Regions from separate parts of the Mus musculus genome. Here regions 2 and 3 are each linked to region 1. The links are chromatin loops, found by intact Hi-C in ENCODE. Cell type or tissue: left cerebral cortex. All regions are shown on one strand.

Region 1 (8,000 bases):
CAACAACTGGCACCGAGACAATGGCTACACCAGTTCCCTGGAACTGCCGGACAACACCCTCAACTTCATCAAGAAGCACCCCCTGATGGAGGACCAGGTGAAGCCTCGGTTGGGCCGCCCCCTACTTGTGAAGAAGAACACTAACTTCACACACGTGGTGGCCGACAGGGTCCCAGGGCTTGATGGTGCCACCTATACAGTGTTGTTCATTGGTACAGGTAGGCGCTTCAGGTGTGCCCAAGGCTGGGAACCTGGGGAGGCCCCATAGCCTGATTCCTCATTTGCATATTCCCATCACCTCTCCAGGAGATGGCTGGCTGCTGAAGGCTGTGAGCCTGGGGCCCTGGATCCACATGGTGGAGGAACTGCAGGTGTTTGACCAGGAGCCAGTGGAAAGTCTGGTGCTGTCTCAGAGCAAGGTAGTAAGACTGGGCCACACGCACCTCCCTCTCTGTTCTCTGCTCCATTGTCTATCTGGCGCCCAGGCTCTATGCCATCCATAGTTGGGCTCATGTAGCTCTCGAGTTCCCAGAAGTAAGAGATCTAAGGTGGCCAGAACCTGTCCTCTGAAGGTTCTCTTATAGAGCCAGTCCCTGTGGGGCCCCCATTCCCAGAATCCAGCCTTGGCAAACTCCTTCCAAGTGGGGCTGCAGCTCTATCTGCAGTCTCTTCTCGGTCAAGATGTTTTGGTACCCAAGCAACAGAGACATCCGATTTCTTTGAGTCCCTAGTGGGTGTCTGAGCCAGGCCCTCAGTCTCCGGGCTCATTTAAGTGTTCACGTTTTTTCTTTTCTTTCTTTCTTTCTTTTTTTAACACCTTTATGCAAAACTCATATTCGCATCACCCTCTGGATTCTGATTTGCTTGCCCTTTACCAGCTACTATGACTCAAAGTTGCTCCCTACAACGCTGAATAATGAGATGGCAGCAAGGGAATTGTGGGGCTGAGCAAGCATGCAGATTGGCAGTCACCATTCAAACAGAGGAACCCCACCTTCCATAGGCACTGCTGTCACTGTGCTGGCTCCGGGGGCCGGGGGAAACTGAGTTTCCTGGCCCGAGTGTGAGCAAGTGAGCGTACGCCTCAGCCTCACGGGTCTGCCGTCCGTCCCTGTCTAAGAAGGTCATGTCTGTAAAGTGATTAGGATTTTGATGGCTTGTCGTAAGCCCTCATCAAAATTGTTCCTCTGGCCTGGATTTTTCTTCCGCTGCCTTTTTCTTCCTTGGGGGACCTAGTATGTTTATGCTCTCTGAACAAATCTCAGCCATCACCCCGAGGCGTGGTGTGGCTTACCCTGTGCTTTGTTTTACTGTAGAAGGTGCTCTTTGCTGGCTCCCGCTCTCAGCTGGTTCAGCTGTCTCTGGCCGACTGCACAAAGTACCGTTTCTGTGTAGACTGTGTCCTGGCCAGGGACCCTTACTGTGCCTGGAATGTCAACACCAGCCGCTGTGTGGCCACCACCAGTGGTCGCTCGGGGTGAGTCAGTCGTCTCTGAGTGCCAGGGCCAGGAGGGGGAGGCTAAGGTGATTGGAGTTGGATCTCTGATGCCACTTCTCTTCCCTACCAGGTCCTTTCTGGTCCAACATGTGGCGAACTTGGACACTTCAAAGATGTGTAACCAGTATGGCATTAAAAAAGGTGAGCTGTTTTCCTTTTGTTCCCTCATTTTGAGGATGGGCCCCTGGATCACAGCCAGAGTTAGTTTATCACCTCTCACTGTGGGACCTGGGGTTCCTGCATTAACACTGGGTTCTCTCTCATTTCTGCCTCTGCAGTCAGATCTATTCCCAAGAACATCACCGTTGTGTCAGGCACAGACCTGGTCCTACCCTGCCACCTCTCGTCCAATTTGGCCCATGCCCACTGGACCTTCGGAAGCCAGGACCTGCCTGCAGAACAACCTGGCTCCTTTCTTTATGACACGGGACTCCAGGCGCTGGTGGTGATGGCCGCACAGTCCCGTCACTCTGGACCCTATCGTTGCTATTCAGAGGAGCAGGGGACAAGACTGGCTGCAGAAAGCTACCTTGTTGCTGTCGTGGCCGGCTCGTCGGTGACACTGGAGGCACGGGCTCCCTTGGAAAACCTGGGGCTCGTGTGGCTCGCTGTGGTGGCCCTGGGGGCTGTGTGCCTGGTGCTGCTGCTGCTGGTCCTATCGCTCCGCCGGCGACTTCGAGAAGAGCTAGAAAAGGGTGCCAAGGCATCTGAGAGGACACTGGTGTACCCCTTGGAACTGCCCAAGGAGCCTGCCAGTCCCCCCTTCCGTCCTGGCCCCGAAACTGATGAGAAACTTTGGGATCCTGTCGGGTACTACTATTCGGATGGCTCTCTCAAGATTGTGCCTGGTCACGCCCGGTGCCAGCCTGGGGGTGGGCCCCCTTCCCCACCTCCTGGCATACCTGGCCAGCCTCTGCCTTCTCCAACTCGGCTCCACCTAGGAGGTGGTCGGAACTCAAATGCCAATGGTTATGTGCGTTTACAGTTGGGCGGAGAGGACCGAGGAGGATCTGGGCACCCACTGCCTGAGCTCGCGGATGAATTACGACGGAAACTACAACAGCGCCAGCCGCTGCCTGACTCCAACCCAGAGGAGTCTTCAGTATGAGGGGACCCCCCCACCTCATTGGCGGGGGGGGGTCTCATGGGAGGTGCACTCTTAACTTTTGCACAGGCACCAGCTACCTCAGGGACATGGCAGGGGCACTTGCTCTGCCTGGGACAGACACTGCCCAGCATTTGCCCGGCCGTGAGGACCTGCTCAGCATGGGCACTGCCACTTGGTGTGGCTCACCAGGACTTCAGCCTCACAGGAGACACACCCTCCTCTGTGAATTTGAGACATGTGGGACCCCAGCAGCCAAAACTTTGCAAGGAAGAGGTTTCAAGATGTGGGCGTGTTTGTGCATATATGTGTTGGTATGCATGTGGAAGAATGTGTGTGTGTGTGTGTGTGTGTTGTAACTTTCCTGTCTCTATCACGTCTTCCCTTGGCCTGGGGTCCTCCTGGTTGAGTCTTTGGAGCTATGAAGGGGAAGGGGGTCATAGCACTTTGCTTCTCCTACCCCCAGCTGTCCCAAGCTTTGGGGCAGTGATGTACATACGGGGAAGGGAAGGACAGGGTGTTGTACCCCTTTTGGGGGAGTGCGGGACTCGGGGGTGGGCCTAGCCCTGCTCCTAGGGCTGTGAATGTTTTCAGGGCGGGGGTTGGGGGTGGAGATGGAACCTCCTGCTTCAGGGGGAGGGGTGGGCAGGGCCTCCCACTTGCCCTCCGGGTTCGGTGGTATTTTATATTTGCGCTCTTCTGACAGGGCTGGGAAGGGTTGTTGGGGGAGGGAAGGGAGGAGGTGGGCATGCTATGGATACTGGCCTATCCTCTCCCTGCTCTGGGAAAAGGGCTAACAGTGTAACTTATTGTGTCCCCACATATTTATTTGTTGTAAATATTTGAGTATTTTTATATTGACAAATAAAATGGAGAAAATGAAATTTAACCCTGCCACACAGATATTTTGACTCAAACCCACTTATTGACCTAAGAGGGACTCATCCTTTGGTCTGGGCCATCATGGTCTTAATGCCTGTCCGTGCATCTCTGGAGGGGCCAGCTGAGACTCAAGTGTTTTCCCACAGTGATGCCTATGGGACTGGGAGCCAGAGCAGGGCTACTCTGCTTGGGAGCTGGACTTGGCCTGGTGCCACAGGGAAACAAGGCAGAGCGTTCGGGAAGAGGAGGAGAAGGAGACGGTCTTCCCAGAACTATAGGGAGGGTGAGCAGGGAGTCAGGGGCTGAAGGAGAGGCTTCTCAAGTTGTGTGGACAGTGTCTTTATAAAGATGGAGATTAGGACAAGCTCCGTGGGAGGGGAAGAATGCTAGTCTCGAATGTCCTATCTGGGTAGGGATAGTCCCCTATTGCCACCCAGTCAGTATCAAGCCCTTGTCTTAGTGAGGGAGTGGTGTAGGCCCAGATGTTCCTGGGAAAAACAACAGGCCCAGCCTGGATTCATTTCTGAGCGCCCTTAATGAGAGCTGCCTGCCAATCGGATTTCGAGAAGGAAAATAGGAAGGAGGAAAAAAAAAAGACATTTTAAGATTTTGTGTTGTGCTAAATTTGATGCTGTTGTTGGCTGCAATTTGGACACACCTGGTTTAGATCAATCTAACCGGTACATAGGAACAGAGACCACAGTGAGCTCTCTGCCCACCCTTAGCTGCCACCCCACCCCCCACCCCCCATACACTTGGATGACCCTTGAGCAGGCTGCTGTTTCCCTGAGTGTGGGTCAGAAGAGGCTGGGAAATACTTGAGTGTGTTTCCCTTAGCTCAGTTGTCTGCCCAGTGGGTGTTGGCAACCAGCGCCCACTGAGTGGGCAGAGGCTTAAGCACAAAGGTGGTCTACCAGGTCCTTGCCCTCAGGCCACCTGCTTCCTGATGGATTGCTAAAGAACGAGGGTCAGAGTGTTAGTAGCTTTCTGGCGGGTCACTGATCTGACCATGGATGGCCTACAGCTCAAGTGATGCTTGGGAGATGAGAGAGGGACTATGGGCCGCGTCTAGAGTCCTTGTGCCCTGGGGAACCTGCGAGGCCTCGGTTCTGGCGAATGCGACATAAACACTACCAGACAGGCCAAGCTGCCTGGTCCCCTCACCCTACAAGGCGAGGCTGCACGAACTGTCCTGCCTCCTCCCGGGGAGCTCAACGGATTCCCGAGCCTTTGCTCTTCCTTGTGCTTAGTTAGCCTTGGGCGCCCTCCCGTGGTAGCAAAGCAGCAAGGCTCAGTCTATCCAGCCACACCTCACCACTTTCATTGGTTGCTAAGCTAAGGTCTAAATGCAGGATTGGTTGGCCTGGGGCGAGGAGGCGGGACTCGAAGGTCAACTACGGACGTCGAGTGGTCAACCTGGGACGGAGGGGTGGGCATTTCGTAGGAGCGCTTGGCTGCAGTCCCGGCCGCCGGGATGGCGGCGCCGCACCTTTGCGCGGATGGCTCCTGCTGCTCTCACCCTAGTGCGGTGCCCGGGGTACAGCAGACGCTGGAGGAGATGGACTTCGACAGGGGTGAGAGGGGTGAGGCGGCCGCGTTGCCGGCGGCGGGCAATCTCCAGCCCCATCTCCGGGAACGTGGACTGAAGGAGGCCTCGAACCGTGTTTGGAGCTTCCGGGCCTGGTGCAGGAAGGCTGGCTTCAAAGCGTGGCAGGAAGCCCCTCGACTACTCCGTCTCGAGTGCGGACGGGTAAATTGAGGCATTGGTTTCTGAACTGGGTCTGGAGACCAACCCAGCTAGGAGACAGCCTGGTCAGGTGACAGAGGAGCTAGGGAAAGAATCTGCAGTTGGTGGTTCGTATCCACCGGGGAGGTCAGGGCAGCTGGCCCTTGCTGCTCTCGGGTGTGAGTGTACAAGTTTTAGCAATGACAGTGATCTCGAAAGATTTACTGTGGAGCGCAGGGGTGTGACTGTTTTGTCCAAAATCATACAGAGATTTTGCTATTAGCAGTGGTCCCTGTTCTTCTGTGCCGGTTACCATGTTATCCCCAGGAACAGGTAGTTTGTGCAGTTGTAGCAAGGTTGTCATCAGTGTAGGGCTGATGATACGGAACACTTGATGGTTACCATAGGAATGGCTTCCTAGCGGGCGGCGTTTCTCTACACCTCTGCTACCCCCATCTTTTGGACTAGGGACATAATAGGACTCCCCGCTTCCTCCTCTTGAAGTGTTTTCTCCGCTGTACCTTTAGAAAATAACAAATGAGATGATTACATTTACGCTTTTTTTAATTTAAAGACTATTTATGTGCATTTAGCTCCTGGAGGCCAGAATAGGGCTTCAGATTCCCTGGAATTGGCAGTTACAGATGTGACCAGCTGAGAAACAACCCTGGTCCTTTGCAGAGCAGCCAGAGCGCTCTCTCTCTCTCTCTCTCTCTCTTTTTTTTTTTTTTTTTTGAGACAGGGCTTCTCTGTATAGCCCTGGCTGTCCTGGAACTCACTTTGTAGACCAGGCTGGCCTCGAACTCAAAAATCCGCCTGCCTCTGCCTCCTGAGTGCTGGGATTAAAGGCGTGCGCCACCACCGGCCTGGTGCAGACAGAACTCTTAACTGAGCCGCCTCTCCAGCGCCTCCTATTGCGTTTAGTTCCCCAAGCCAGACTGACTGTTGTGTTTCTGTACCTCTTTATGGTTCTCACCCTTGCAGCCATCACCCTTATGTTTCTAAAATATGCAAGCCCTCTGTCCGATGACATGGTCTGTTTTGTTTGTTAGTCCGCTTCAGGCTGACTGAGGCTTTCCCGCCAGCATTCAGTTCTATGGCACTTCTTCAGGGACCCCCCTTCCTTAGAGAGTCCTCAACCTGGGGACAATTATGCCCAGTTTAGGTCTAGAGATATTTTTGTGTGTCACAGCTAATCTGACCCGCACAGGTTGGCTCCCCACAACAGACATGATCTGCCTCAAAATGTCAGCCCTTCCTGTGTGGAGGAAGAAACCTTGTGGTATTCAAAGCCCTGGCATTTCCACTCTGGTTACCCTGTTACCTTAATGCTTTGCTCTCTTTGTAGCAGTTTGGACTGACTCAAAGGCTGAGACGGGAAGGTCACAGTTCAAGGCCAGTTCAAGGCAGAGCATGTTAGACACTTTGTCTCAGAAATTGTTTGTTATCACCTGCTGCAATTTTATCAGCTTATTCTTTTATTTATTTTTCACATGTGATAAAGATACCTATTATGTGAATTTTTTTTTTCTGTAAAGCATGGGGTTTATTTATTTATTTTTTTAGTTTTGAATTAAATCTGTTTTGGTGACTTTCTTTGTGTATGTATGTGTGCTATGTTTTGTTTTGTTGGTCCATCTCTCCCCACCCCACAACCACAGGGTCTCACTATATAACTCTGGCTGTCCTGGAACTCATTTTGTAGATCAAGCTGGCCTCGAACTCACAAAGTGCCATCTGTTTCTGCTTCCCTGGTGCTGGGATGAAGGTGTGCACCATTACTGCCTGGCCCTAGCAACTAACTACTCTTGACTACTGAGCCATCTCTTTGATTACATCTTTGATTACATATATATATACATATACATATATATATATATCACAAGTAAAAAATATACAGTATATATAATTATATATATACAAATTATACAGCCATCTCTTTGATTACAGATATATATGTGTATGTGTGTGTATATATATCACAAGTAAAAAAATAAACAAAAATATAATTATTTATATATACAAATTATATATGCACACACATGTTTAACGTATATGACTGTTTTGCCTGTATGTATGCACTATGCATATGCCTGGACAGGAGATTGGATCCCCTGAAGCTGGAGTTACAGATGGTTGTGAGCCACCTTATGGGTGCTAGGAATCAAACCCAGGTCTTCTGAAGAATGAGTTTCATCAGAGCAACAGTTCCTGAACCAGCTCCTCTCCGGCTCTCCAGCTCTGGTTGTTGTTGTTTTGATTTTTTTTTTTTTTTTAGATTTTTTTAAAAAATTTATTTATTATATCTAAGTACACTGTAGCTGTCTTCAGACGCATCAGAAGAGGGCATCAGATCTCATTATGGATGTTTGGGAGCCACCATGAGGTTGCGGGATTTGAACTCAGGACCTTAGGAAGAGCAGTCAGTGCTCTTAACCATTGAGCCATCTCTCCAGCCCCCTTGTTTTGATTTTTTGAGACAGGGTCTCACTGTGTAGCTCTGGCTGTCCTGGCACTCATTCTGTAGACCAAGCTGTCCCTGAACACAGAGATCTGCCGGCCTCTGTCTTTACAGGCCTCTGGCATTACAGGCGTGTGCTACCATGCTCACATCATGGTTATCTTTATTTCTGTATAATTCTCATCTCTTCAACCAGTATCTTTCCCATTTGTGGGAGCAGAAGAAACCCTGAGTGAATGTGTGTTACCGACATGAGCAGGACATGCTAAGGACCAGAGCCTCAGACCTATAGGGAAATGGCACCTGCACACACACTCACACACCACAC
Region 2 (8,000 bases), 120 kb before region 1:
CACAACTCTCAGACTCATGGGGACATTCAAACCACCAACCTAGGTTCAAGCCCCAGTCTAACATACTCTTTATATAAACCAAACATGGTAATATTTGCTTGTAACCTCAACTCTTAAGAGATGGAGAGAGGAGGCTCAGAAGGGTCAGACCATCCTTGGCTACATAGAGAGAGTGAAGTGTGAGACAGCCTAGGCTAGAGGCCTTAAATTCAAACACACAAAACCTTTGTATACCAGTATAGCTATAGTATCCCTCCTTTATGTTGACATTATTATATAAGTAATAACTTTATATGTTGTGTCTGTCAGAAGAGATTTATGAGTGCTGCGTTACATAGCCATCTTTTAAGTCAGGAGAAAAAGGAGTTACCACACACTGGCTTATATTCATCTGCTTATTTGTGAGGCATTGAAATGTTTTCACTTATTATTATTATTATTATTATTATTATTATTATTATTATTATTATTGGTTTATTTTCGAGACAGGGTTTCTCTGTGTAGCCCTGGCTGTCCTGGAACTCACTTTGTGAGCTGAGGCCAGCTGGTCTACATAGGAAGTTCTAGAATAGCCAAAACTACAGGAGAGATAACAGGTCATTAAAACAAAACAAAAAAGGCACAACTGGGCATTTTTTTTTAATTTTTAAAAGCTTTAATCCTACATCAACATGCAAATTATGTGCTAATGTAAGAAATTGTAACTTCAATTTTTGCATCACTTTTTTTAAAGATTTATTTATTTATTATATGTAAGTACACTGTAGTTGTCCTCAGACACTCCAGTCAGATCTCGTTACGGATGGTTGTGAGCCACCATGTGGTTGCTGGGATTTGAACTCCTGACCTTTGGAAGAGCAGTCGGGTGCTCTTACCCACTGAGCCATCTCACCAGCCCACAACTGGGCATTTTTATGGTGTGTTTGATAACACTTGGCTTACAGCTGGCTTCTTACGCTCTAGGATTTGTTGTTCCTGTGTGGGTAGTGAGTTCTCTAGAGGCTTTTTTTTTTTTTTTTTTTTTGGTTATGATCACTTGTTTCTGTTGCTTTAGCTGAGTGACCATTACATTATTTCAAAGCTGAGAGTGGAAGGGAGCTGAGGCAGGTATGAATTTGAGGCCAGCCAGTGCTGTATATGAAGACGTCTGTCTGTCTGTCTGTCTGTCTCTCTCTCTCTCTCTCTCTCTCACTCACACACACACACACACACACACACACACTCTTTCTTTCTTTCTCTCTTCTTTCAAAAAGAAGTTTAATAGAGTGTCTTAAACAGCCAGAGTTTAAAGCAAAAGAAGAAAAGGGGAGAGGAAGTGAGGGGAAAGAGACCTGCAGCAGGAGAGGCACTGGCCGTGCTTGTTGGTTCCCTTGGGTGCTCCTTCAGCGACTCACCAGGTCTCCTGCCACTGCCTAACTGGGGCTTCCTCACTAGGAGCTTCTGGGAGATCATGCAGGCATTAACCTTGAGGGTCTTCTCAGGCACTCCCCAGCGAGATCAGCTTCTGTTCCTTGCCCAGCTCTTTGCTCCCTTGGCTGCTCTTTCCATCCAGCCAGTGAGCATATTTGCCCTTCATGCTTTTGACAAACGCTTCCCCAAAGACCACTCCATCTCTGAAGAAGTCCTGAGTAGGAGAAGGTGAAACAAAGGCCCAAGAGGATATTTTCAGAATCAGAGAGTTGCAAGATGGTGCTGGAGTCAGAAAACAGAACCAGGGCCTGGTAATTACCTCCGTGGTAAAGAGTGGGAGGCCCCAGGTTGTATCCCAGGCACCACAAACCTCAGCCACAGCTCTTTGAGAATTAATTTGATGTTGTGTACAGTTTCAGAGGGTTAGCATGGCAGAAAGCATGGTACCATGCAAGCAGGCATGATGCTAGAACCAAAGCTGAGGGGGCTACATCCTGATCCATAGGAAGAAGGGGGTGAGGGGAGGGGGGAGAGAGAGAGGTGGCGGGAAGGAGAGACTGGTAGTATGAACGTTTGAAATTTCAACTTAGCACAGCCCACTTCTCCCTGGAGCATGGAGTCATGGGCTGATTGTTCTGTAGGTGCTATTAGATACAAAAATTACAGTTGATGCTAATAAAAAATTTATTATAGGTGTGTATTTTATTTTGTTTGCTTGTGTAGGTATACCTGTGTTTACATGTATGCTTACCTGTACAGGTGCATAAGGAGACTAGAATTTGACATCAGTAGATCTTCCTCACTCTTCTCCACATTTTGTTTTGTCTTGTGTGTGTGTGTGTGTGTGTGTGTGTGTGTGTTTAGAAAATGTCAAGGATCCCTTGTCTCCATCCTCTAAACACTGTAATTACCAGTGGGTAACCACACCCCCTCAACATTTAAAGGGTTCTATGCCTTTTTTTTTTTTTTTTTGGTTTTTCAAGACAGGGTTTCTCTGTGTAGCCCTGGCTGTCCTGGAACTTACTCTGTAGACTAGGCTGGCCTCGAACTCAGAAATCAGCCTGGCTCTGCCTCCCAAGTGCTGGGATTAAAGGCATGTGCCACCACTGCCCGGCTTTTTTTTTTTTTAATATTTGTTTATCTTATGTACATGAGTACACTGTAGCTGTTTCAGACACAACAGAAGAGGACATGAGATCCCATTACAGATGGTTGTGAGCCACCATGTGGTTGCTGGGAATTGAACTCAATACCTCTGGAAGAGCAGTCAGTGCTCTTAACCGTCTCTCCAGCCCTGCTCTGTATTCTTCCTGTGCCTGCAGCCAGCACTTGACACTGAGCCACCTCACAGTCTTGCCTTATTTTTTGAGACCAGGTCTCTTCACTGATCCAGAAGCTGATTGTTTTGTTTAGACTGGCTGGCCCCAAGTACCCAGATGTGCACCACCACAGCTGGATCTTTAAATACACACTAAGGATCTGAGTTCTGCCTCTCATGCTTGTTCAGCAAGCACTTTGCCCACTGAGCCATGTTTGTAGGCCCCAGCCACCACTTCTTAGGGTTTTATTGCTGTGAAGAGACACCGTGGCCCCAGCTACTCATAAAGGCAAACATTTAATTGGCTCACAGTTCAGAGGTTTAGTTCATTATCATCATGGCAGGAAGCATGGCCGCATGCAGGCAGACATGGTGCTAGAGGAGCCAAGAATTCTTCATCGTGATCAGAAAGAAGGCAGCAAGGAAGAAGCTCTCGTTGCACACTGGGGAGCCTGAGCATAGGAAAGCTGAAAGCCCACCCCCACAGGGACACACTTCTTCCAACAAGGCCACACCTCCTAGTAGTGTCACTCCCATGGGCCAAGCATTCAAACACAGGAGTCTATGGGGACATTCCTATTCAAACCACCACAATCCCTTTTAATGTTTGTCTTTCCTTTGAATCAGACAGAGTGTTAGGGAGTAGAAAGTGTGACAACACGGACAGCATTCGATTCTTAGGCTGGTGCACTGCCGCCTCGCACAAGGACTCTGAGCCGAGCACCCAGCTGAGTGCCCACATGCCAGCCCACCGTTGAAGTTCCACATGCATCTTTAGTAAGCCTCAGTGCGGCCCTAGCTGCACTGAGTGCTGCAGAAGTAGTCCCAATCCAGAGTGCTAACTCAGCCATGACTGTTTCAACAACTCTTGCTTGACTGGTTGCCGTCAAAGCCTCTGAACTCTCAATGACCCTGTAGCCGAGCTCTCGCCCAGGCCAGAGGAGCAGCACTTTTCCAGGGGCCCAGCAGAAAGTCTGTGTGGTTGGTTCACATTCGGTCCTTCATTTACATGAGGGGATGCCATGACTGGTGCAGACATGTTTGCCAACCCTTCTATTGGGATGGGCAGGCTGTTCTCCTCCCGTTCTGAGTCATCCAGGAGATACCCTCCTGCGCTGGCTTCCAAATGTTACAGCATTAAGCCCAGGTTTTCTCTCAGTGGTCTTTTTAATTTGCCTATTTTTTAATATTGATGTTGTTGGTGTTGTTATAGTTCTAGAGGTTGTTTTATTTTGGTGTGATTATTCTGGTTCTGTGTGACAGGGTATCAGAATAACTCAGGCTGGCCTTGTACTCAGGGTCCAGCCAAAAATGACAAGGTTCATATCCTCCTTGCTTCCACCCCCAAGGGGTAGGATTCAGAAGTGCACTGCCGTGGGGGGGAGGGGGGGAGTGTACGGGGGGGGGGGGCTGATAGAACGATGGCTTCAGTGGTTAAGTGTTCTTCCATGGTATTAGAGTTTGGTTCCCAGGACCCATGTTAGGTGACTCCCAACCACCTATAACTACAGCTGCTGGGAGCCAAAGGCCTCTGGCCTGAGTACACATGCATGGCCGTGGGTGTTGGTTCTCTTCTTCCACCATGGATTCCAGAAATTGAATTTAATTGCATCAGACTTGCTGGTCAAATGCCTTTCCCCACTGAGCTATCTCGATGGCCCAATTTTGATATTCATTATCACAAGAGTTTGCTAAGCTGATAACACTATCGAATAAGAGGGTGGGTGTTACTGTAGAGTGGCCTTGAAGATAGCAACAGCAACCACAAGAGGGCAGCTGAAGAGTTCCAGAAATGATGGGGTTGGGGGGGCAGAAACAAAGGGTAAAGATAAGGACAACGAGGACCATAAAAAGTCCTGCTTACACTACTAAGCCTCAAAGGCCAGTGTTTGTGACACCCTGAGCCCAGGAGCTGTATCACCAGCTTCTGTCAAGGACTGAGGATGCTGATACCTGAGTTGTGACCCACTGACCCACTGTAGGGCTGAGGGTTCCAGCACCAGAGGCCTGCTGGGATGCCACTATTGGAGTTGCTGCTGCTACACACTGCTGCTGGAAGCTGAGATTACAGTGGCCTCCAAGTGCCAAGGCAGTGCTGGTTGTTACAGTTTATTTCTTTTTGTTTGTTTGTTTGGGTGGTTGGTTGGTTTTGTTTTGTTTTGTTTTGTTTTGGGGGGAGGTGTTCGAGACAGGGTTTCTCTGTGTAGTCCTGACTGTCCTGGAACTCACTCTGTAGACCAGGCTGGCCTCAAACTCAGAAATCCATCTGCTTCTGCCTCCCAAGTGCTGGGATTAAAGGCATGTGCCACCACTGCCCTGCTTTATATTTCTGTAATAACCTAATGCCGAGAACTTTTAAGTCTCTAGCTTCTACAGCCAGAAACTAGAGGCTCTTAGCTCTTATGGTTTAGAGCCATAAGCCTCTGGTCTCTAGTCGAGTCCCTGGGGGGCCTCTGGAGACTTGCGATGCCAACCCTGAAGAGCACCTTCAGTTATCCTTCTGTATCTATCCAGCTAGGGCAAAGGGATACGACCAGGTCATTGTGACATTCTTACTTGTTTTGGATTCATTTCTTGTTTTCTGGGTTTTTTTAATTGTTGTGTTTGTTTGTTTTGAGATAAGGTGTTCCAGGCTGGTCTGGAACTCTGTGTAGACCAGGCTGGCCCCAAATACAAGAGATCTGCCTAAATCTGTTCTCTTAAGTGCTAGGATTAAAGGCCTGCCAACATGCCTAGTTGTTTGGTTTTGGTTTTTAAGATTTTTTTTTAAAAAAATTTATTCATGTATATGTGTATGTGAGTGCAAATATGCGCACCACATGGACACAGGTGCCTGTGGACACCAGAAGAGGGTGTCAGACTCCTTTGGAGTAGAGTTACAGGCAGTTGTGAGCACCTGTAAGGGTGTTAGGAATGGAATCTAGGAATGGAATCTAGGTCCTCTGCAAGAGCAGTGAGAACGCTTAACCACTAAGCCATCTCTCCAGACCCCTTCCCTTCTCTTCTCTTCTCTTCTCTTCTCTTCTCTTCTCTTCTCTTCTCTTCTCTTCTCTTCTCTTCTCTTCTCTCTCCTCTCTTGCTTTGTTGCCTAGAACGGCCAGGAACTCCAGAATTCAGTTGATCCTTCTACCCCAGACTCCTGAATAGAATGTCTACCTGTGGCCACCACTATATCCAGCTGTTTTTTTAGGTGTTCTAATTTATTAAACTTCATAGTTCATAAAGTGTTGGTTCTGAGACTTTTACCAGCTTATAGACCTTTGACAGCTCATATCCTAAGGCTTTTTGAATAACTTTTTATTGATGTTGTTCCAGGGTACAGACATTTTTTATGGTTACATTTCCTTGATAGGTTGGTCCCTAAAAGAAAGAAGCCATTTAACCAGTAATGCATGCCTTAATACAGCGCTTGGGAGGCAGAGGCAGGTGGATCTTCGTGAGTTCAAAGCCAGCCTAGTCTACAGAGTGAGTTTCAGGACAGCCAGAGAGCTACATAGTGAGACCCTATCTCAAAAAAACAAACAAATGGGGGCTGGTGGGATGGCTCAGCGTTTAAGAGCACCGACTGCTCTTCTGAAGGTCCTGAGTTCAAATCCCAGCAACCACATGGTGGCTCACAACCATCCATAATGAGATCTGATGCCCTCTTCTGGAGTGTCTGAAGATAGCTACAGTGTAATTACATATAATAAGTAAATAAATCTTTAAAAAAAAAACAAATGAACAAAAGAAAGAAGCCATTTTATTATTATTATTATTATTATTATTATTATTATTATCATTATATTATTAGTGTGTGTTGTGTACATGAACTTGTGTGCATGTTTTATACCCAGATTCATGAAGAGAGGTCAGAAGACATTTTTGTGAAATTGATTCTCTTTTCTACCTTTACCTGGGTTCCAAGGGTTGGGCTCAGGTTTCCAGGTTTCCATGGCAAACACCTTTACCAGCTGAGGCGCCTTGCTGACCCCAAACAAGCCATTCTAAGTGTAAGCAGTGATCATTTCTCACATGTCAGTATTCATTGTAATCATTTTTAATTTTTTGATCAGTTATAAAAATTAAATTTTTAGTGATATATTGCAGTTATAAAGATGACTCTGCAGACCAGGTTGGCCTTAAACTCACAGAGACCCACCTGTCTCTACCCCCGAGTGCTGGGATCACAGGTATGCCCCACCATGCCCAGCTGATTTGAATTTTTTCCACTGTTATTAAGTGTGAACCTAGTTGGTTTAGAGCAAACTTCTATAAACTCATTTCCTTAGGTCACTGGGTTCCAGGCTTTCATTAGCAGCTGGCGGCCATCTTCACTGCAGCCTGGTCTTCCAAGCCTGGTCCTGAGTCAAGTCTATGTATGGAACATGGTCCTGCCAGTCTCAATGGTCCTGAGTCAAGTCTATGTATGGAACATGGTCCATCCTGCCAGTCTCAATGGTCCTGAGTCAAGTCTATGTATGGAACATGGTCCATCCTGCCAGTCTCAATGGTCCTGAGTCAAGTCTATGTATGGAACATGGTCCATCCTGCCAGTCCCAATGTTCCATTTATTTATTTATTGATTGATTGATTGATTGATTGATTGTTTTTTTCGAGACAGGGTTTCTCTGTATAGCCCTGGCTGTCCTGGAACTCACTTTGTAGACCAGGCTGGCCTCAAACTCAGAAATCCGCCTGCCTCTGCCTCCCGAGTGCTGGGATTAAAGGTGTGCACCACCATGCCCGGCTCCAATATTCCTTTTTAATGCTCTTTAATTCAACACAAAAGTATGGGCCCCTAACCATGTGCCAGGTCTGGACGGATTTGGGGGACGTGATATATATATATATATATGTACATACACACACACACACACAGTATCAAAGTCCTCTGCTTACCCATTATGCTGCTGAAATAAAATTAGATGGCCCCTTCATTTCAGCTACCTGACCTCAGGCACAGTGTCGAGTCCTTGTCATAGGCCCAGAGAAGGAAGTCCTCCTGGGTACCAGACCCGTCCTGGAAACACAGGGATTTAGAATCTCTAGGTTTCTCTGGCAATCACCGCACCTGTAAGGAGTTCCACTAAGGACAGAGCATCCCATGGGCTTCAGGTGTGGCTGCAGATGACTTTGCTAGCCATTCCATGTGGATAGGCCATATCACCTGCACAGGTAGTGACATGATGAAGGCAGGGCCAAAGGCAACCATATGGAGAATTACTACCCTTGCCACCCATACGTAGCAACCCCAAGCTGTCCCTTTCCTTACCCAGTGTGGCTTGATGTC
Region 3 (8,000 bases), 140 kb before region 1:
GGATCACAGGAGTGTGGGCATGAAACATTTTGACACTTTATGCTGAGTTGTTTGCTTAGAAATGTGTAGCAATTTCATCTCCATACTAGTAGGGTCTTCCCAGTTTGCCTCTAGCTGAGAGAACAGTGCAGAGCTGTTTCTGCTACAGACATTCAGCTACCTGAGTCCCAAGGCCTCGGGCAGCACATCTTTTCAGATTGTCTCGGTCTTTTGCCCTTTCTGTCAACTGCCACTCTGGCAAACTACCTTACACTAACCCTGTGTCTTAGTTCTTCTTTTTCTTATTATTTTATTTTTTATTAAGATGTATTAAAGAGTGGTGGCATTGTCCTTTAATCCCCAGACCCAGGAGGCAGATGCCAGCAAATCTTGGGTGAATTTAAGGTCATCCTGGTTTATGTAGTGAGTTCCCAGTGAGCTAGGGCTACACAGCGAGGCCTTGAATGGCGTTTTCTGCCCTGTGGTATTTCCACACATGTATATGGTGGGCACTAATCAAATCTAGCTTTCCTTTATGCCCCCTCCTCAGCCTTCCCAGCTTCTAGCATTTACTATCTGTTTTAGGGTTTTACTGCTATGAACAGACACCATGACCAAGACAACTCTTAATTGGGACTGGCTTACAGGTTCAGAGGTTCATTATCATCAAAGTGGGAGCATGGCAACGTGCAGGCAGCCGTGGTGTAGGAGGAGCTGATAGTTCTACATCTTGTTCCAAAGGCAAACAGACTGACTTCAAGACAGATAGGATGAGGGTCTTGAAGCCCACACCTACAGTGACACACCTACTCCAACAAGGCTACGCCTCTAAATATGTCCAGTTTCTGGGCCAAGCATATCAAACCTATTCTACAGTCCAGACGCCCTTGTTCAGCTTCCACATGAGAGAGGAAACTTGTGCTGGTCGCTCTGTGAGTCTCTTCTCTCACTTGACACAGTGTCTTCCATGTCTCCACATTTTTCTGCAGATGACAGAGTAATTGCCTAAAACACAGTGAATATACACTAGCAGTAAATGTTAGCCTAATGGTGTTCTATTCAGTGTGCTCATAGTTTCATCCTTTGACAAAAAGGAATTCTGGGGCCAGAAAAATGGCCAAGAGCAGAAGGAGTTTGATACTTGGAACCCCCAGGGAAGGAGAGAACTGGCTCCCACAAGTTGTCATCTGAGCTCCACACTCATGCTGTGGCACATGTGCACGTGTGTCCACAGACTATACACGGAATGAATGAATGAGTGAATGAACAAATGAAACTTAAAAGGGGAGGGGGAAATTCTAGACATGCAAAAACAAAACAAAACTGCTTGCTACCTTTGTGAACACGAAATTGAAGGGTCGACTTGGAGGGAGCTGGTCCATGAGGGGAGGTGGGGATGAAACGAACACTTCTTACTTCCTATTTTGACTGTTTTGAGTTTGTGTTTAACTCTGTGACTATGTTACTGTAATGGCTATTCCTGGTTGTCAACTTGACTATATCTGGAATGAGCTACAATCCAGAATTGGAGGGCTCACCTGTGATCCAGATCTTGAGGCTGGAAGATACAAGTTTCTGACTGGATCTTGGCATGGAGATCTTGAGGCACAATGGCTATGAAAATTTAGGCAAGGTACCACATGCCTTTAATCCCAGGAGACTGAGGCAAGGAGGTCTCCAAGTTCAAGATCAGCTTGGGACAAAACAAGTCCCAGATCCAGGCATGGTGGTACACACCTTTAAACTGGGCCATGCCTTCTGCTGGAGACCTACATAAGAACATTGGAAGAAAGAAGATTCTCTCTTCTTCACCTGCTTGGCATTTACTTGCCAGCACATCTGTTGGAGTCTACTTCTACAGAAGACCAGCTGAAACAACCAGCCTTGTGGGGCTGAACAACTAGATTCTTGGACTTCCCATTCACAGCTGACCAATGTTGGGGTAGTTGGACTGCAGCCTGTAAGTCACACAACAAATTCCCTTAATATATAGAGACATTCCATAAGTTCAGTGACTCTGGAGAGCCCTAACTAAGACAGTTACCTCTTCAGAGATTGTGATATTCTTACTTAGGGGAACTGTTTGTTTTTCTGATTCTTACTGAATATTAAAGCAATTATATTGAGTCTTCAGGACCAAAGCCAAGGCTGGTTCTTAAGTCAAATAAATATTTCTGCCTTAAAATCTATTTGGTATAGTGTGTATGTGTGTGTGTGTGTGTGTGTGTGTGTGTGTGTGTCTGTCTGTCTGTCTGTCTGTGGATCTGTGTCCTTAGTATGGTCAGAATCACCAAAGCTGAAATGGTAGGGTCAAAAGGCTCTTCAGTGGGCTGGAGAAATAGCTCAGCGGTTAAGAGCTCTGAGTGCTCTTCTAGAGGTCCTGAGTTCAATTTCCAGAAACCACACAGTGGCTCACAACCATCTGTAATGGGATCCAATGCTCACTTCTGGTGTGTCTGAAGATGACAGTGTATTCACATACATATAATAAATAAATCTAACAACAACAACAAAAAGCAGCTCTTCAGGTTTAGTTCTGCTGCTTATGATACAGCTCTGACCTCTGGTGGCCCCAGAGGCCCTGGACACCATTGGAACATGCATGCTGGGCAAGTTTTTAATTATAGCAGGGATGGGCTGGCGAGATGGCTCAGTGGGTAAGAGCACTGACTGCTCTTCTGAAGGTCCTGAGTTCAAATCCCAGCAACCACATGGTGGCTCACAACCACCCATAATGAGATCTGATGCTATCTTCTGGCGTGTGTGAAGACAGATACATTGTATTTATGTATAATAATAAATAAAGCGCCGGACAGTGGTGGCACACGCCTTTAATCCCAGCACTTGGGAGGCAGAGACAGGAGGATTTCTGAATTCGAGGCCAGCCTGGTCTACAGAGTGAATTCCAGGACAGCCAGGGCTACACAGAGAAACTCTGTCTCGAAAAACAAAACAAAAGTAAATAAATAAATCTTTGGGCTCTAAGCAAGCAGAGCCAACCAGAGCAAGTGGGGTTGACCTGAGTGAGCAGAGGTCCTAAAAATTCAATTCCCAACAACCACATGAAGGCTCACAACGATCTGTTCAGTTACATTGTACTCATATACATAGAATAAATAAATAAATCTTTTAAAAAAAATTATAATAGGGGTGAGGAGTAAACGTGCCTCGGGCCTGCTAGGCCTGACCCTAAGGAGCCTCTGGTGGTGTGAGGAGGAGAGCTGCTTGGAGCCAAAACCCTTTCACATCAGAGTGAAATGTTTTTATGCAGACACCACAAATCCAAAATGGGTCATGTGAAATTACTGCCAGCATGGAGCCTGGCTACCACTGGGCTCAGGGGGTTAGACTAAGATGCTTATTGAAAGCATCTATTATTTTATGGAATGGAGTCAAGCGTGACAGCTGGGCAGTCAAGTCAGCCCCTACCCCTTTTTCAGGTGCCTCACTGAAATTTCTGTGAGAGCCACTGGGCACCTGGGATTGTCACTGGTAAGGGTTGTGCCAGGGCAGTGAGAGGAGTTTGTGCGCCGCCCCCCCCATTTCTACCATTGAGCTCCACTGGCATTCAGAGGGACAGCCTAGACCCTGAGAAAACCTTTGATATCCAATGTGGAGGGAAGCACCCCTCCCCTCCCTCCAGCACAGAGAGCAGAGGGAACAGATCAGGGAGGTTCTGGGAGGACAATTGCGGAGTACTCAGCCAGTTTGGGCAGTCCCTGCTTCAGCCTAAACTTTAAGGCCTAAAGCTACCTGTTTTACTGTGTTAACAGAACAAATCACAGTCATGGGTGGTAGCTAACCTGCATAACCCAGCATTTAGGAGGCTGGGGAAGGGGCTGGAGAGATGGTTCAGGGAGTAAGAGCACTGACTGCTTTTCCAAAGGTCCTGAGTTCAAATCCCAGCAACCACATGGTGCCCTCACAACTACCTGTAATGAGCGCTGACGCCCTCTTCTGGGGTATATGAAGACTAATAAATAAATAAGGAGGCTGGGGAAGGAGACTTGCAGTGAGTTCAAGACTATGTAGTGAGTTCCAGATCAGCCTGGGCAGAGAGAGGGAGGAGAAAAAGAAAGGGATTAATTTTGACTCATAACTTAGTAGTCTCACACATACATGTGGTTACCCTGGAATAAAATCCAAGGAAGCAGATTCTAAGAGGAGAAAGAGTCAGCAGGCCTCCAGGGTATGAAGCAGTCCGGCTTAACAAACTACCGTTTCCACTCTTTCCAGAATCCCTTGGATGAATTCAAATGTCCTAAAGACACAAAACACGGGGAGTCCCTAAACAGAATGGAATCCCTTACGGGGAAAGACGGGCCAGTAGAAACAGCCCCAGGGTCAAGCTGGGCTCTCAGAAGCCTATACAGTAGCTCTGGGCCCAGCAGGTGGCCCTAGAGCCTGTTTCTTATCTGGAAACTGGTCAGGTTACCAGCACCCTCTAGCGGGCTGCAGACAGCTAACGCGCGGTTCCGTTTCTGGAAACAGTTTATCCACTGAGTTATCCTTTGTGTTCTCATTTGGTTGGGCTTGGCTCCGTGCCTTTCTATTAAACTTTCAAATGGTGCTCTTTAATAGAAACCCGCCCAAACATTTAAGATGGCCTGCGCTTTCCAAAGAACAGTAAGGAGTTCAGAGAGGACCGGGCTGATTCCTTGAGTAAACCCAGCTCTTCATAAGGCTGAGGCAGGAGAATCAGATATTTTAATTGGAGTTTGAGGTCAGCCTGTGGTACACAGTGACTACCTGTCTCAAAAACAATTAATGAAATTAAAAGTAAAAATGCTTGTTGCAACTGGAAGTCGGATGAATTGACTAGACCATTAAAAGAAAAGAGGAAGACTCCTCCAGCATACTAGGACAGCTGTGATCCTGCCCATACCATCCTGGTCACCAAAGAAGGGCTCCCTCCAGAGACAGAATTTGCTAAAATTCCAGAGTCGGGCTGGCAAAATTCAGCTCTACTGCCCTCTTGCCTGGAGAACAGGGCCAACAGATCATTAATTAGCTACAAGTAATGCCTAATTAAGTACTGGTTCCTCAAGTGTGTAGGGCACAGATTTTCATGGAAGACAGGTCTGGCTGAGGCTAAATCAAAATGACGCATATAAGTGGCCTCTCTCAATGTTAGTTATTGGGCCAGGGCTCAACCAGTGTTGGCTGTCAATCCGCAGGGTTGACATCCCTTAAGCTGCCTCTCCTTCACGCTTGCATACTCACACAGAAGAACGCCCAGAACAGGTTCTCAAAGCAGCTCGTGGCCAACATTCAACAGCGAAAGGCGTAGAGCTATGCACCACTAACTGCGGCGCCTCGACTTTGGAAAAGTCCCGTCGTTAGACCGCTGAACGTTAAACTGCGCATCCCGAGTTCAAATCTCCTTGCCTTCCCTTTGATCTTGGGCCACAAGCAAGCCCTCCGCATCCGCATCTGGAAAACCCAAGGCTGGCTGAAATTCAGAAGCTGAGTGGCGCGGGGTGATCCGGGCGCGCGCACGTGGAGGGGTTGCCACGCGACCCGAGGGCGCGTAGGGGGTTGCCACGTGACGGGGTGGGGAGGAGCACGTGAGAGGTCACAGCCTGCCCTAACGGTGAGTGCGCTAGGCCTGGCAGGCTCGGTTGGGCCCCCGAGAAGGTCCCTCCTCTCGACTGTCCCTGCTGACCTGGCCCCCCACCACCGTGGTCTCCTGCTCCAGCTTCTTGTGCCCCATCTTCTGAGGCTGCCTCGGAGGTTCCTTCCCGTGCCACGGCTTCCTGTGGCTGCTCTTCAGGTTCTTGAGTCCAGGGCTCCCATGAGTAGGCCTCCATCACAGCCCGCGGGGTAGGACCAAAAGCTGCCTTTTACCGGTAAGTTCCTCCGGGACCACAATTTCCTCACCCGTGAGTGATCCGGGCCTGGGAGGCCATGTTAGCGCGGTTGCCTGCATCCTTCTGTTTTCCTGCATCTGGCTCAGGGTTAGCCCTCACTGGTAGGCCAAGCCCCACCCACCCCTCCATGTTGTCAGGTCAGCCCACATGAACAGAATCCCACAGCCCTGTTCTGCCGAGCATGCTGTACGCCAAGGCCTGGCGTGATGGTTTCTTTTTGGGGTGGTGTGGCCTGTCCTGTTTTGTTTCTTAATGTTTCCCGGGGCATAAAAATGAGTTGTTGTCTTTCCGGAACCATCGGCTGTTCTCAGACCCGGCTTATGCTTAGTTTGATAGATGTAAGAGTTTTACAACGCTGGGGTCTGCTTAATTTTTCTTAGAGAATGACACTCCGATCTTCAAGTCTTTCAGCTTGTGAGCTGGGGCCTCCCTGCCACTGCCCTCGCTAGCATCCCTAGCCAATAAATATTTGTTTAAAAGAAGACATAGAGCATGCTCCTGGGAGCAAAGCATATTGCTGCAGCAGTATTAGGGAACTCGAGGCAGCTATAATTTTCCACGTTCATCATGACTGTTTGGACATTGATGCTCAAAGCGCTTTGGAGTTTCTATATTTAGTATAGAAAATAGTATATTCTTATTTTCCAAGGATCTGTTCTTATTTTCGTTTCCATAAAGCCAAGAAAAAAGAAAGATAGAAAGGTGGGAGGTCACGTGTTGAAAGCACACCATGAGACCGAGATGGAGAGTGGAGAGAGTCTTGGCTATGTGTGATTTGGGAAAAGCACTAACTCGGGAGAGCATGGTGGCCCTCCTGCTGGCCATGTTGGCCCTCCTGCTGGCCATGGTGCACACTAACCAGGGGACCTGAGGCCTCTCTGTTAGACCTTCATCTCCTGTGTTCTAGCCTGGACACCTAACAACTCCTCTTTCTGATTCTAAGATGTGTGTTTATTCACATGGAGACAGCGCTGAACTTGGGTCCCATAATTGCCTTCCCTTTGTCATCTTGTCTTAGCAGCTTGAAAGTCACCGGTGTCCTTGAAATCATTAGCATCTCTGTCAGCTGCGTTGTTGATTGAGTGATTTTAGGTTTCTGATTTGGAGACTCAGGGAGAAAGAGTGAGCTGCTATCAGACTGGATTCCAAGATCCTTGGACTGACTTCTTTGGAAATGTTTATGTAGTCAAGAAATGTGAGCCAAAGGATAGGTTCTGAAAATAGGCATGTATAATGTGTGTGTGTGTACATGTTCTTTTGTGGATAGAGAAATGCCTTGGAGTGAAAGGTATTTAAAGCAGCCAAACTTAGCTGCCCAGCAAGCAGCAGTCCCAGTCCTTGGGTCTCAGACTTCTGCTGCTGCAGCTACTTTATGAGTTATTAGTACTCGGAGCTCACCTGGACATGATCTTTCCCTCCCATGCCACCGTGTGTGTGTGTGTGTGTGTGTGTGTGTGTGTGTGTGTGTGTGTGTGTGTGAGTGTGTGAGAGAGGGGGGGGGGCGGTGTCAGGGGTTATGTACATATACTGGCAGGTACCCACAGAGGCCAGAAGAGGGTAGCAGGCCCCTTGAACCCAGAATTGTAAGCAGTCAGTTATGAGCTGTCTGATGCGGATGATAGGAATGGAACACAGGTCCTCTGAGGAGCGCTGGAGCTCTTTACTACTGCGCCATTGCTCCAGCCCTGTTTCTTTTGTTTCTAAGTGAGCGTGCCAGATGAGCTTTGGGGATTTGGCCTACTTACTACTGTATTGTAAGCTGGCTTAACGATTGTGCTCCCAGTGAGGTTCACTAATGAAGCTGCAGGATATCAGAGGTACCAGTCAGCAGCACGGGTTGTCTGTGGCCGGTGGTATGTTTAAACAGATGGGCATGGACCAAGCCTAAGGCTAAGGGTCATCACCCTGGTCTCTGTCTTGAGAGAAAACACACACTAGACCCCAGAAGGCCTTGTGTTCTGTGGATTTGACTCCTGCTGGGACCACTCATGGATGACTTTTTAGCTTCTTCTAAAATTAGATTCTTTTAGCATGTAAATCATAGCTAACATGGCCATGGTGTGTACGGACGTCGCCCTTCCCACCTCTGGGATCTCCCTGGCTCTCAGATGAAGTCACAACTACTGTCACCCCCACACCAGGTGGCTGGTT

The links. Peaks named below come from ENCODE experiments on the same cell type or tissue, not always from the same donor. Only the 100,000 strongest peaks of a DNase experiment are listed, where the experiment ranks them.
Region 2: a loop joins it to region 1, with 8 times the contacts of the local background. A loop is called at or near these places in 8 of 42 quality-filtered maps.
Region 3: it touches region 1 in a loop (6-fold over the local background); 23 of 42 quality-filtered maps call a loop at or near these places.

The regions. Positions count from the first base shown.
Region 1 is chr1:36,544,145-36,552,144 of GRCm38, reverse strand. It overlaps Ankrd39 (ankyrin repeat domain 39), which reads left to right and starts at 4,893. Exons shown (of 4, transcript NM_026241.4): 1 at 4,893-5,059. The coding sequence starts at 4,960. It overlaps Sema4c (sema domain, immunoglobulin domain (Ig), transmembrane domain (TM) and short cytoplasmic domain, (semaphorin) 4C), which reads left to right. Exons shown (of 15, transcript NM_001126047.3): 11 at 1-218; 12 at 307-419; 13 at 1,317-1,477; 14 at 1,569-1,639; 15 at 1,777-3,506. The coding sequence ends at 2,606. In left cerebral cortex, CTCF peaks have their summits at 4,758 (motif pointing left) and 6,108; DNase peaks (open chromatin) are centred at 3,741, 3,947, 4,818 and 6,122; H3K4me3 peaks cover 1,040 bases; H3K27ac peaks cover 1,555 bases.
Region 2 is chr1:36,661,127-36,669,126 of GRCm38, reverse strand. All of the region lies in intron 1 of Fam178b (family with sequence similarity 178, member B), which reads left to right. Among named protein-coding and RNA genes, the nearest start is that of Fam178b, 18 kb to the left of the region's middle. In left cerebral cortex, a CTCF peak has its summit at 4,485 (motif pointing right); a DNase peak (open chromatin) is centred at 4,507.
Region 3 is chr1:36,680,696-36,688,695 of GRCm38, reverse strand. It overlaps Fam178b (family with sequence similarity 178, member B), which reads left to right and starts at 5,549. Exons shown (of 16, transcript NM_001372417.1): 1 at 5,549-5,828. In left cerebral cortex, a CTCF peak has its summit at 4,403; a DNase peak (open chromatin) is centred at 4,416.